3 separate regions of the Homo sapiens genome follow, and regions 1 and 3 are each linked to region 2. The links are chromatin contacts, found by Hi-C or POLR2A ChIA-PET in ENCODE. All regions are on one chromosome and are shown on one strand. The core of a region is the stretch at or near the end of the contact, and the rest is flanking DNA. Distances in the headings are between cores, read along the strand shown.

Region 1 (4,367 bases), core at 267-2,766, 290 kb after region 2:
TAGTGACAGTGACACTGCCATGTGATCAGAGGCCGGATCCCCACCTTTCATCCCAGATCAGCCATCTGGGTCATCTGCTCTTTAGAAACAAGCTCCTTGCTGCTTTGCAAGTTACCACAGGCCGGGAAAGAACTGCAGGAAGTGAGGCTGTGCCTGGGCTGCGGCCTGGGCTGCAGTGGGAAGAGCTGACTCAGCACAGAGTGGGGAGGGCAAAGGAAATCCCACATCTGTGTCCTGCGGCAAAGCCACCACGAGCACAGACAGGCTTGCGGCACCAGTCCTCTCCCGTTGCACGCCACACAGCGCTTTCCATGCATTAACTGCTTGCGATGTCACCAAACCATGATCAACCCATTTGACAGATGATGCTACAGAGCCTGGAGTCCGTGTGACTGGGCCAGATGGCACAGCTCACAAACACACAGGTGGAGCCGCTCTGGAGTGTCTTGGCTCCACAAGTCCTGTCTGCCCAGCTGTCTCTGGGTGACTCAGCACTCCTCACTGTTCCACACACTTCTTACTGTTCTTCAAACATATACCGGTGGTCCGACTAAGGTTACTGTTCTTGCTGTCCCCCCAAGCCTGGCACCCCTGGGCCCTGATGATCCAAACCTACTCAGTGGAGATGTCACCTCTGCAAAGAAGCCCTTTGTGACCATCTAATTTCAGATGCCTTGAGCTGTAGCACCTGCCACATGACCTGGTTATTTTTCCTTCTGGCACTCATCACTCTTGGAAATTGCTCATCTATTTGTCTTCTGACTCCCACACTGGAAGGTAAACTTCCTGAGAACCACAACCAGGCCTACTTTGTTCTCAGTCATATCACCAGTGACCACAGCTGGCACACAGTATGTGTTCAATAAATATCTGTGATAGAAAGGAATGAATGTAGCTATTCCACGCTGTGTTCAGAGTCAGCTGCTGACAGCAGGCCCTGAAAACTGCCCGTCCAGATTACAGAGTAGGAGACTGATTTTTGGGGATGGGAAGCAGTAATTACATCAAGAGAAGACAAAATACCTCCAGTGGAGGTTGGAGGAAAGCTGTGTTTAAGATGGCACACGGTGCCTCTCAGGCCTATAATCTTGTTGACCTTTTTAAACCCCAGAATTACCAACAGACCCTATTTTTCCTTCTCCATCACATAGTTTGGCTTTTCCTGACATCCCAGGTCACCTGTGGGACCCAGAAACTTCTCAACCTCTCTTCCTTGGGGGTTGCAGTCTGGTGAAATCTCTGAGCCACAACCTCCCTCATAGCATCCAGGGCCCTTCAGGAAGGGCTTTCTCAGCTGGTGCCTGGTGGAGACACACACAGACACCTATAGCCCAGGGAGCGGGCCACGGACCAGCTCTAGTTAAAGACATCCCTTCCCCCTGCTTCCTTCTATGCTGGAACAAATACCGGATCTTCTGCACAGGGCTCTGGGGGCTGGGAGAGGAAGGCCCCGGAGAACATGCTTGCAATTCACCCAGCACCCTCTGCACTGTGGCTCCAAACTGCCTCTTCATTACAGGGCCGTTACGTAAACTGGCGAGTCAGTACAAAAGAAGCAAGCATGCCTGCTGACTAAAAATATACCTCTAAGCTCATAAGGTCACAAGGCTGTCTGCAGGCTGGCAACGCCTACCTTGATTATGGTTATAGATTCACTTTTCTCCCTAAGCAATCTCACTTCTCCAGGACTCATCAACCTGGGGATATGGATAGCGATGCATGGGACTAACTCAGCTATTAGGATGAAGGGCTTTCTGGAAGCCCAGAGGCCCAGTGCCAGCCAGTACAGAGACACAGATGGCTTGCTAGTGGGAGGGGACCTCGCACAGCCTTTGCAGAGGGAGTGCAGCTCTTTTTGCTCCACTGCCTGGCTTCTGAAGTCCCTCAATCCCTGGCCACAGTTGTTTGCTTTTTACATCAGCAGCTACACACTCTACTTCATGTCGTAATGACCATTTCCTCTCAGGGAGTCTCCTCAGGCCAGCAAACTCGGGATACACAGGAAATCTACTCCAATCCCAGGATGGGCAACAGGAGATGGATTTTCCACAGTCATCTTCTAAAACAAGGCAGAAAATTCCAAGTAAACAGTAGGCTGCCCTGAGAGGCTGGTGACCCCGCCACGCTTGGCCCAATGTCCTAAGGAATTTGATTTCTGCCCACCCCTCCAAAAAGCAAGAGACCTCAGAAAGCGCTAAGGCACACTTCTGAGCCAATTCTCCCTGGGCCTCCTGCTGTTGTACATGTCTTGTAAACAAGGCACTAACTGCTTTTTGTTTTGGATGATCTTTTCAAAGGTGCTTGCATAGCAAACAGCCTTAGAAGACAGAGGTAGTGCCTTGCTCTGGGGCATACGGCAGGTTTGCATATAGTCTTGGACTAAGGATAGTGTCCATCTTGGGAGCAAAAGGGCAGGTTTGCTTACCATCCATTATAAAAAGATGCAGGCTCCCCTCCTATAAAGTAACTCACTGCATATGCAGGCATTCATCTGAGCCCGTCTTGTCACACCTACGGAACTTGGAGGAACAGGAGAAGTCCCAAAGTATAAAAATATATGTAAACCAGGTCAGGTGCAGTGGCTCACACCTGTAATCCCAACACTTTGGGAAGCCAAGGCAGGTGGATCACTTGAGTCCAGGAGTTTGAGACCAGCCTAAGCAACATGATAAAACCCCATCTCTACAAAAAAATACAAAAATTAGCCAGGCATGGTGGCACGCAACTGTAGTCTCAGCTACTTGGGAGGCTGAGGCAGGAGGACAGATTGAGCCTCTGAAGTGGAGGCTGCAGTGAGCTGTGACTGTACTACTGTACTCCAGCCTGGGCAACAGAGCGAGACCCTGTCTCAAAAAGATATATATATGTATTTAAAATATATACATGTATATAAAATATAAAATATACAATACAATATATGTATATAAAATAAATATGTATATGTAACGAGGGAAAGATGAATACTTTTTTTTTAATCAAAAGAGAGCTGGAGTAAAAATATGTTTTTTGTTTGTTCGTTTTAGAGATAGAGTCTTGCTCTGTTGCCCAGGCTGGTCTCAAACTCTTATCCTCAAGTGATCCTCCTGTTTCAGCCTACTGAGTTGCTGGGAATACAGGTATGAGCCACTGTGCCCAGCCAAGAATACTTAAAAGAATATTTTTTTTAAAAGTTCCTTGCTTTGCAACAGGATTTATTATATGCCTCTTTTGAATAGAATAATACTTTGGACACCTAAAAGATCATGTGATTTGTTCCAAAGAGCTGAATTTGCACAGGTTTCTGGAATATGCCTTTTTGTTGAGGATGGGAATGCCGAGAGGTTGGGCCTGGGAGTACAGTTTCTCAGGGACTATTATCAAACCACTGCCTCCTTCCTAAAGACCAGCTGACATGCTTGTTTAACAGCACTCTCCACCTCCATAAAATAAAAATCAATTACTCAGGTCTGTGGTCTAGTTAGTTGAGTTGTGCCAATATTAATTTCCTGGTTTTGATAACATACTGCGGTTACATAAGATGTTACCATTGGGGGGAAGTGATGTGATGGTGGAAAGTGATTTGACCTCTCCTTAAAATGGGAATAATGCCAGCTACCCTGCAGTACAGTGGTGGAATTGGAGGGGGGAATGTAGAGTGCCTAGTATTTTTGCAACCTCTTGTGAGTCTCTAATTATTTCAAAATAAAAAGTTTAAAAAAATGCTGTTAGGAAACCAAATAGCCAAACTTGTTAGATCATAATTAAAGGAAGATAGCACTCTGAAAGCCTTGGGACTATCTTATTTGTAATCATTAAAATAATAAGTTAAGTGGTTTAATTGCAAGAAAAATATCAATTACTCTGTGCTGGTGAGTAATTACCTCGGCCACTCAATGGAATGAGAGAACCCTTACAGGTCACCTGAGTCCCCGTGAGGTTCCAGCCACCTGCCACCCACACAGGGCACTCCTGAAACATGAGATAGCAATGACAGCCCGAGGGAGAGGCTGGACCTCCCAGTGGTCTGTCTCAGGCAGAACTTCTCAGATCCCTAACCTGGGAGGTGTGCAGGCAAGAAGGGAGGGACAAAGACAGAGTCTAGCTGAGGCTGTTGTGGCAATTCCTTCTTGCCCAAGGAAAGACATACGGCCCCATAGGAAGAATCGCGGCTCTGCTGCTGTATGGCTAAGTGATGGTGGACAGTGATTTGACTTCTCTTTAAAATGGGGATAAAGCCACCTGCAGTGAGACTGGAGGGAAGGTATGCAGAGTGGCTAGGATAAGGCTAGGCACACACTAGGAGCAATCAACACGTCTTTTTTTTTTTTTTTTTTTTTTTTTTGATACAGAGTCTCGCTCTGTCACCCAGGCTGGAGTGCAGTGGCACA
Region 2 (4,600 bases), core at 234-2,733:
ACAGAAGATCAAGAGAATGTATTCCCAGGTACCGAGCTCAGGGAACATGGTTTGATGGGACTCCTGGGCCCTCTGGCCAAGGTCTTTTGCTTTTGCCAGGCTGGACTGCATGCCTCTCCACTTGGCTCTTTGTTCACTTGTTTTATCTCTCTATCCACTTCCAGACTCGAAGCTCCATTAAGACAGAACTATCTGTCTTGCTCTCTGGCCACTCTAGGCATTCAGTGAGTATCTGCTGAATAAATAAATAGAACATGCTTTGCCCCTTGCCCAACTTTATGCCTTTGTTCCTTTTTCTTTTTTTTTTTTTGAGACGGAGTCTTGCTCTGTCACCAGGCTGTTGCAGTGGCGTGATCTTGCCTCACTGCAACCTCCGCCTTCAGGGTTCAAGCGATTCTCCTGCCTCAGCCTCCCGAGTGGCTGGGATTACAGACGTGCTCCACCACACCCAGCTAAGCTTTGTATTTTTAGTAGAGACGGGGTTTCACCATGTTGGCCAGGATGGTCTTGATCTCTTGACCTCGTGATCCGCCCGCTTCAGCCTCACAAAGTGCTGGGATTACAGGCGTGAGCCACTGCGCCCAGCCTATGCCTTTGTTCTTATTTCTTCCCTTGAGATGCTCTGCACCCTCCCTCCATCTTTCTTTCCACATGTCCAAATCTTTCCCATCCTTAAGACCCATTCAAATGGCACCTTCATTGTGAAGCCTTCCCTCACCCTCAACCCCCGCCCCACTGAGAGCCTCCTTCTCCCTGCTAACTCCCCATGGCACCTGGTTTGCCTTTATTAGATCACTTACACCTTATGCTTTGGATTCTCATAATTTCTGTACTCACCTCTGTCCCCCTAATAAAGTGCCAAGATGTAGACTTTGCTCTCCTCTAGGCCTCTGCCCCTTGCTGATGACTCCCCTCTCTACCCCATCCCTGCCCCGCAGACGTCCTGCTATGGCCTCCATCAGCACAGATGTTGGCCACAGACAGCATACCCGGGTTCGCCCCATGCTTTTCTACTTCCTCAGCACAAGGAAGCACAGCTCCTTGAGGGCAGGGGCAGGTCATCAGTGTATTCTCTCTTCCCTATTCCCTGGCACAGTGCTTTCTATGCAGTAGGTGCTCTATAAGTGCTCAGTATAGGAAGATAAGAGTATTGATTGCAGTCGGCGACTTTTTACTCCAGATGCTGCTTCCCTGGAGCCCAAAGCAGCCTCCCTGAGCCTCCTTTCCCCAGGCTGGGACCTCACTCATGCAGACTGGGCCGCCGCCAAGGTCTCCCTCCTTCCTCCACACCCTATCACTGCTAAAGCTTTGCCTAAACCAGGTCCCAACCCAGCACTATTTCCGACATTTGCATGGCCTGACCGCAGCCAGTAGGTCGGGGGAGGCTGAGCTGCAGGGATTTTCGGGTCTCACAAGGTCTCTTGTCAAGAGCCCAGGAGCACAAAAGTTGCCTGATGAAGGGGGCAGGCTCCAGGGTGGGGGGCATCCAGGGGCCCCTGTACTTCCTGGGGTGCTGAGGAAGTAGAAAAGCATGGGGTGAACCCAGGTCTGCTTCCTGTGGCCACCATCTGTGCTGATGGAGGCGACCACAGGGTGTTGGGGGTGGGGGTAGGGAGTGGGGGCTGGATGAGTCATCAGGGAGGGGCAGAGGCCCAGAGGAGAGCAAAGGCTAAATCTTCCCCAAACCCTTCCTGTTCGGGCTGCCAGAGATGGAGTGGCAGTTTTGTTTTTTTGTTTTTTGACACAGAGTTTCGCCCTTGTTGCCCAGGCTGGAGTGCAGTGGCGCGATCTTGGCTCACTGCAACTTCTGCCTCCCAGGTTCAACCTATTCTCCTGCTTCAGTCTCCTGCGTAGCTGGGATTACAGGTGCCCACCACCACACCCGGCTAATTTTTATATTTTTAGTAGAGACGGGATTTTACCATATTGGCCAGGCTGATCTCAAACTCCTGACCTCAGGTGATCTACCCGCCTCGGCCTCCCAAAGTGTAGGATTACAGGCATGAGCCACTGAACCCGGCCTGGAGTGGCAGTTTTTCCAGCAGAACTAACACCGGCATTTCAAGGGTTTTTATCCCTGAGCTAGAACCCACACTCCTACTTTGCTCTGAGGAAATCTTCACCAGGGTGCTAACCTCTTGCTAAGGGCAGCAGTAGATACCCCTGGGAATGTCTAGGGGAGGGGGTCATCTTAGGAAGGGACCTTGCTGAGCCCAGGGCTCAGGCTAGCGGTGGGGCAGGTGGTGCATGGAAGGTGAGGGAGGAGCACCTGCCCCCGCTGCAGGAGAGCAGAAGGCTGAGAGGAACTGAATCTTGAAGGAGGAGGACCCAGGCAGGGCTGTTTGGCCTTGGTTGGCCAGAATTGGTGGGGCCTGGGAAGGTAGGAGCTGGGAGAGTCAGCCCCTTGACATTCAAACACAGAAATATCCCCTCAACAGGAAAATATAAAAGTAGTCATCTGTAGTAGCCAGCAAGAGGCACTAACTAGTGGTTTCAAGAGGAACTCAACTAGCAGAGCTTGCTAGAACTTGCTATGAGAAACTTGGTATAAGCTGCTAGAAACCCCAGAGAATTAAAGACACAAGCCCGGGCATGGTGGCTCACGCTTGTGTATCCCAGCACTTTGGGAGGCCGAGGCGGGTGGATCACCTGAGGTCAGGAGTTCGAGACCAGCCTGACCAACATGGTGAAACCCTGTCTCTACTAAAAATACAAAAATTAGCCGGGTGCGCATGCCTGTAGTCCTAGCTACTCGGGAGACTGAGGCAGGAGAATCGCTTGAACCGAGGAAGCAGAGGTTGCAGTGAGCCGAGATCGCGCCATTGCACTCCAGCCTGGGCGACAGAGCAAAACTTTGTTTCAAAAATAAAAGACAATTACACAAATGAAACTATCGAGGCAGCAGACTAAGGTCATTATTATTATTTAGAATTGACATCTAGAACCCAGAACCCATGGCAGATTTACTTAGATTCTTGCTACTCAAAGTTTGGTTCACTGACCAAAAGCACATCAGCCTCCAGGAGCTTGTTTAAAATGCAGAATCTCAGACTCGGTCCTGGCTACACTGTCTGAACCTGTATTTAACAAGGCCCTCGGTGAACCGAGTCCACATTAAAGTTTGTGAAGCGCGCTGGAGGCCACACCCAGAAACTAGGCAGAGATTGGGCTACTTTAAAAAGGAGGCTAACAAGACTTAGGGTGCCTGCCGTGGGGTCCCCACGGCCTGGAAAGACTCCAGAACTTTGTCAGCGCGGCATTTCACCTGCGAACACTGCCGCTTCAAGCCTGGCCAGGACCCTACACGTCGGTGTGTTGTGACAGCCTCGTGCCCAGTGCCAAGGTAGGGGCGCGGTGGCTAAGGCCACCCCCGCAGAGCCCGGGGGATGCAGCCAGGTCCAGCGGCGGCTTGCTGGAGTACCACGTGCTTAGGAGGCGGTCCACCTGCTCCCGGCTGGAGATTGCGCGCAGGTGGGCCTTCCCACTTCCACTATCCAGGCCTTCTGGGGGCTCAGGCACTGCGGGGAGCTCGAGTCTCCTGCCTGCATTGCCCCGGCGCAGCCCCCGCGCCTGCAGCTCACTCCGCATGCTGGCAAAGAAGTGCAGCACGCAGCGGTGCGCGAAGTCCCGCGCATGCTCACAGCAGGTCTCGTCGAAGAGCTTCTGCTCCAGGTCCACGTAGTTGCTCCAGTATCTGCGCTGCAGGAAGACTGTCTGGTCGAAGCAGGGCCTCAGGCAGCGGGCCAGGAAGGCCGCGATGATCAGCAGCAGGGTGACGCTCCAGCCGATGGCCTGCAAAGTAAGGAGGCCCGAGGTTAGATGTGAGTGGGGCCTAATCCTATATACATATGTATTTATGAATACGTATATGAATGTTGCATATTTAATTTGATCATGTCTACATAATAATATTCTTCATTTTCCAATGGATTCAAATACTCCTTAGAGAATTTAACTGCAGTATACCACTCCAAACATCATAATTCATTAATCAGAGTATTGAATGAAATGGGACCAAATAAAATAAATTGAGAAGAATGAACGCAAAGAAAATTGTGTGATCATCAGATTACATGTCCTCTTTTGTATCCCTGTGTCCTTGTAAATTTAATTAACTCTTAGAGCATCTGCTACTTGAGGAATTGTCCTGTATAGTGTGGCAAAGGTATTCCAAAGTCCCTCCTTTTACATTTCCCATCCATCCTTCCTCAAATCTATCCACTTTCCTATTCAGTCATCCGTCCTGCCAACCATCCTTCATCCATTCATCTATCCTCCCTTCCATTCATTCTCTCATCCTTGCATCTATCCACCCATTCAATCATCTCTCCACCTATCCAATCGTCCATCCTCTTGTCTTACTGTAAATTCGTCATCTTCCCATCCAGTCAAGCTCCTAACTATCCTTCCATCTGCCATCATCTATCCATCTCTTCTCCCATTCATTCATGCTCTCATATGCTCCTCCTTCCTTCCCTTGATCTATCTACTCATCCACCCCCCCCATCCAACCATCTATCATCCATCCTCTCATCTTTTTATTTATTTATTTATATTTTTTGAGATGGAGTCTTGCTCTGTTGCCCAGGCTGGAGTGCAA
Region 3 (4,472 bases), core at 122-2,621, 310 kb after region 2:
ATCTGGGTTGGGGAAAGCAGAGCCATTTCCATCCCTGGGCTCTAGGGGAGCATCTGTTTCCTTGCCTTTTTTAGCTTCAAGAGGCCACCTATATTATCTGGCTCATGGCCCCTTTCTCTGTCTTCAAATCATAAGTGTATAGCCGGACACCGTGGCTCATGCCTGTAATTCCAGCACTCTGGGAGGCCAAGGCAGGAGGATTGCTTAAGCCCAGGAGTTTCAGACCAGCCTGGGCAACATGGTGAGACTCCACCTCTACAGAATATATAGATTTAAAAATTAGCTGGGTGTGGTGCTGTGCACCTGTGGTCTCAGCTACTTGGGACACTGGGGAGGGAGGATTAATTGAGCCCAGGAGGTTGAGGCTGCAGTGAGCCATGATCATGCCACTGCACTCCAGCCTGGGTGACAGAGCTAGACACCACTGTCTCAAAAAAAAAAAAAAAAAAGTGTGTGCATGCGTGTGTGTGTCTGTGTGTGTGTGTGTGTGTGTGTGTGTGTGTGTGTATTCTAACTATTTAGTTTGCTAGGGCCACTGTAACAAAGTACCACAAACTAGGTGTCTTAGCAGAGTTTGATTGTCTCACAGTCCTGGAGGCTAGAAGTCCAATATCAAGGTATGGGCAGGTTGGTTCCCTCTGAGGGCTGTGAGAGAGGGTCTGTCCCATGCCTGTCCCCTAGCTTCAGGGATGTAAGTCATCTATGGCATTCCTTGGTTTGTAAAAAGGAGAACCTTGATCTCTGCCTTCATCTCCACATGATGCTCTCCCTGCGTGTGTGTCTGTCTAAATTTCCCCCTTTCACAGGGACACCAGTCATGTTAGATTAGGAGCCACCCTACTCCCGGATGATCTCAACTAATTACATCTTGATGACCCTGTTCCCAAATAAGGTCACATTCTGAGGTACCAGAGGCTAGGACTTCAATATATGAATTTTGGGAGGAATACATAAAAACTTCAACCCATACCATTAACACATTAAAACAAAACATAACCATTAAAAGATAAATATCTGTCCGTATACTATGAAGAGTCTCTTCCTGAATCACAGTGGTGCTTGCACAACATTTTAGAAAATGTGAAGAAAAATAAATCGTGAATAGCTAGGCAGCTCTGCATTCAAATCAGTTTCCTCATCTGTGAAATGGGAACAGGGACAAAACCTGACTGGTCAGGTGGGTGAGAGGATTAAATGAGATAATGTAGGTAAAGTGCTTGGCACAGAGCCTGGCACTGAGTAAGTGCTCCATACACACCGGCTATTCTTATCACCCCTGTCACCATTACTCTTGTTATGACACCAGGCTGCGTCCCTCATGCCAGGGAAAGTGCTTAGGAAACTACAACCCTGAGGTCAGGGAGGCGGCAGGGAGACTGAGAGGGGTGGATGGGTCTGGGAGGCGTCTTGGCCTGGGCCAGCTTGGCTCTGGGCATCTAGAGGCCCCAGGGGAGCTGCCCAGCTGGCGTGCGTGGGCCAGGGTTGGGGAGGAGGCCTCTGGCTTTCCCAGCAGCTCATTCCGTGGGTGGGGGCTGGCCAGGACGTGACATTTAACATGCTAGGCCTGGGCGGATAGCCCGACACCTGCAGTGAGATATACACAGGGTGAATTAAGCAAAGATGTGCTGGAGGATGCAATCCCAGGGGAAATCCTCAAGCCACAGAAAGCCTCTCTCTGATGCCCAAAAGGTGCCCAAGTACCGATGCCTGTCCCCAAACCTACCCCAGTGGCCTCATTCCACAGACCCCCACCTGCTGACCCATGGCCTTTGTGCAGGAGAGAAAGAGCACTAGGTTGGAGTCAACAGAGGAGGATTCCAGTTCTAGCCTGCAAGAAGTTGCTGGGCAACTGGGGCAAATGGCTTGGCCTCTCTGGGTAACCACAGCCTTATCTGTGAAATGCTGGACCTGCCTGTCTCCACACGTGTTGTGAGGATCCAAGGAGAAGATGCAAGCAAGTGCTGCCAAATGCCAGGAGTCATCATTCCCACATAACTTCTCTGAGCCTCAGTCTACTCATCTGTAAAATAGGACCATGCCTGTTTTTCCCCTCCATGGTGGCTGAAGTTAAAAAGGGAAAATGGGCTGGGCGCAGTGACTCACGCCTGTAATCCCAGCACTTTGGAAAGCCGAGGCAGGAGGATCACGAGGTCAGGAGATCGAGACCATCCTGGCTAACATGGTGAAACCCCGTCTCTACTAAAAATTAAAAAAAAAAATTAGCTGGGCACGGTGGCGGATGCCTGTAGTCCCAGCTACTCGGGAGGCTGAGGCAGGAAATGGCGTGAATCCGGGAGGCGGAGTTTGCAGTGAACCGAGATCGTGCCACTGCACTCCAGCCTGGGCGATAGAGCGAGACTCCGTCTCCAGAAAAAAAAGGCGGGGGGAAATGAATAGGTAGAGCGCTTTAACACAGGCCAGGCACAGAGGAAACCCCCAGAAGGAGGCACCTCCCTTGGCACTGTTTTACCATTATTAGTGTTCTAGTCAGTAGTGGAATGCTTGAGGGCTGAAGTCAGAACTCCAGCTTATTCTTTCCTAGCTACATGACCTTGGCCAAGTCACTTAATCTCTTTGTGACCCCATTTTCTCATCTGTAAAATGGGAGTAGAAACAGCGCCCCATGGCACTGTGCGGATGAAATGAGAATACAGGTGAGCAGGTGTGCTGGCCTTACCGTGAGTGCTAGATGAATGGGGTCGCCAGTTTGAAGGTAAAGAGACTCCGGTGGTGTTTCCCTGATCTCTGATGCCCTCCTCCAGCCCTTTCTGCTTTCAGGGAGCTGCTCAGGGCCACCTGCCAAGCCCATCTAACCCTAACTTCCAACAGCTGTAAGGCCTTTTGGGTTTTTCACCTATAATTTCACACCCTTTCTCATCCTAAGGCTGTTGAGCTTTGTCCCAACACAGATAGCTCAGGTGACTTCAGCTCCCCTTGGCCAAGAGGGAAGAGCATGAGGCCAGGGCAGCAGAGCACCTGGGGAGCTAGTGACAAAAGGAGTCAGATAAGAGATTCTGCAAGTGGCCAGCTCTGAGCCTGGCTCCTGGCAGAAGGAATAGTGTCTCCCCAGGAGTCACAGAACCTGAGGCATGGCTTCTTACTATGTTTATGTTTTTGTTTTTGAGATGGAGTCTTGCTCCGTCGCCCAGGCTGGAGTGTACTGACACGATCCCGGCTCACTGCAATCTCTGCCTCCCAGGTTCAAGCGATTCTCCTGCCTCAGCCTCCCGAGTGGCTGGGATTACAGGCACCTGCCACCACGCCCAGCTAATTTTGGTATTTTAGTAGAGACGGGGTTTCCTCATGTTGGCCGGGCTGGTCTCGAAATCCTGACCTCAAGCGATCCACCCGCCTGGCATGAGGCGCCGTGCGGGGCCGGCTTCTTACTATGGATGGGAGCTACACCCCAGCATCCTCCTGATACCCCCGTGTGCCAGCCCCGGCTGCTTGTGAACTTCCCTCCCTTTGGTCCCTAGGAAGTGTGGGAGCTGGGGGAGCCTGGTGCTGGAGCAGGGAGGGTATACATGGGGCAGTGTGAGGGGCAGGGCTGCAGGGGTCATCTGAAACAGAGGAAGAACTCGGACTTCCTCCTCCAGGCAATAGGGAGCCCCTGAGGCTGCTGAGCAGCGAAGGAACACTGTGAAAGTGGAATTCTAGGAAGACACATCTGGCCAGTACAGAGGACGGAGAGTGGTGCAAGAAACATCTGTGTGTGAGACAGCCAGCCAGAGGAATCCTGGCACCAGCCCAGGGCGCCGGTGGTGACACTCCGCAGAGAAGGAAGTCTGCCCAGATTTGAGGTGTTTTCTGGCAGGTTCCTGGCTGTGGTCACTCTGTTTCCTCCTGGGGGTCTCTAGCCATCCCCTAGCCTTGCCAGAGACCACTCACAGGTTTTTGAAATTCTCCCCAAAGCTGCCTGACACTTTTCTCTCTCACACAAACTGCAAGGACTATCCAAAATAGGAGGAGGCCCTGAAGAAGGGGGAAGGGGAAGGAAGGCAAACGGCTTTAACCTTTTCCCGGCTGAACCACACCCCTAGCCCCAATTGTTCTTGATTCTTCTCATCCTCCAAATGGCCTAGAACTGTGGTACCCCAAGTGCCCTGGCCACTACGGGATCAAATTCAGACTGAAATCTGGGACAAAGAGAGCACTTTTTGGCAAAGATGAAGCCAAAACAGACCCTCAGCGGGCCTGGGCCCAGGCTGCTGCTCAAGGCAAGGAGATTCCAGAGCAGGCCCCCAGTGTGCAACCCTGATGGGCTTCCTGGAAAGGGAAGCCAAGCGGAACACTTCTAAATGACAGTCTAACATCCTTGCCTTTCTCCTTCCCTTCCCCAAGCATCTCCATTCCCCACTTTTTTCTCTATTCCAAATGGGTCAAGGTGCCCATAGGTCTCAGAACCTTCTTCCTCCAAAGTCTTGTCAAAAGGAAAAGCGAAAGAGTAGGCTACTGCAGAAGGCTGGGGTCAA

The links. A loop is a pair of places that touch in the nucleus more often than their neighbours do. ChIA-PET counts read pairs that join two places held with the same protein, here RNA polymerase II (POLR2A). Pooled maps may share reads with other maps.
Region 1: a pooled map shows a loop between it and region 2 (3-fold over the local background). The contact joins two enhancer-like sites. A Hi-C loop is called at or near these places in 1 of 50 pooled maps. POLR2A ChIA-PET finds 5 or more read pairs at or near these places in 2 of 52 experiments (GM12878 and WTC11).
Region 3: a pooled map shows a loop between it and region 2 (3-fold over the local background). The contact joins two enhancer-like sites. A Hi-C loop is called at or near these places in 1 of 50 pooled maps. POLR2A ChIA-PET finds 5 or more read pairs at or near these places in 2 of 52 experiments (GM12878 and WTC11).

Annotation. Positions count from the first base shown.
Region 1 is chr10:103,757,720-103,762,086 of GRCh38, forward strand. The region is part of intron 3 of SH3PXD2A (SH3 and PX domains 2A); the gene reads right to left. Among named protein-coding and RNA genes, the nearest start is that of SH3PXD2A-AS1, 13 kb to the left of the region's middle. RefSeq lists a silencer at 1,652-1,946. Within about 2 kb of position 1,517, at least 22 of the 41 ENCODE cell types and tissues checked have a DNase peak (open chromatin) inside an H3K27ac peak, as active enhancers do.
Region 2 is chr10:103,469,913-103,474,512 of GRCh38, forward strand. CALHM3 (calcium homeostasis modulator 3) reads right to left here. Exons shown (of 3, transcript NM_001129742.2): 3 at 2,892-3,792. The coding sequence ends at 3,301. Among named protein-coding and RNA genes, the nearest start is that of CALHM3, 7.0 kb to the right of the region's middle. RefSeq lists an enhancer at 1,035-1,234. Within about 2 kb of position 1,484, at least 16 of the 41 ENCODE cell types and tissues checked have a DNase peak (open chromatin) inside an H3K27ac peak, as active enhancers do.
Region 3 is chr10:103,775,965-103,780,436 of GRCh38, forward strand. The region is part of intron 2 of SH3PXD2A (SH3 and PX domains 2A); the gene reads right to left. Among named protein-coding and RNA genes, the nearest start is that of SH3PXD2A-AS1, 31 kb to the left of the region's middle. RefSeq lists an enhancer at 3,497-3,996. Within about 2 kb of position 1,372, at least 4 of the 41 ENCODE cell types and tissues checked have a DNase peak (open chromatin) inside an H3K27ac peak, as active enhancers do.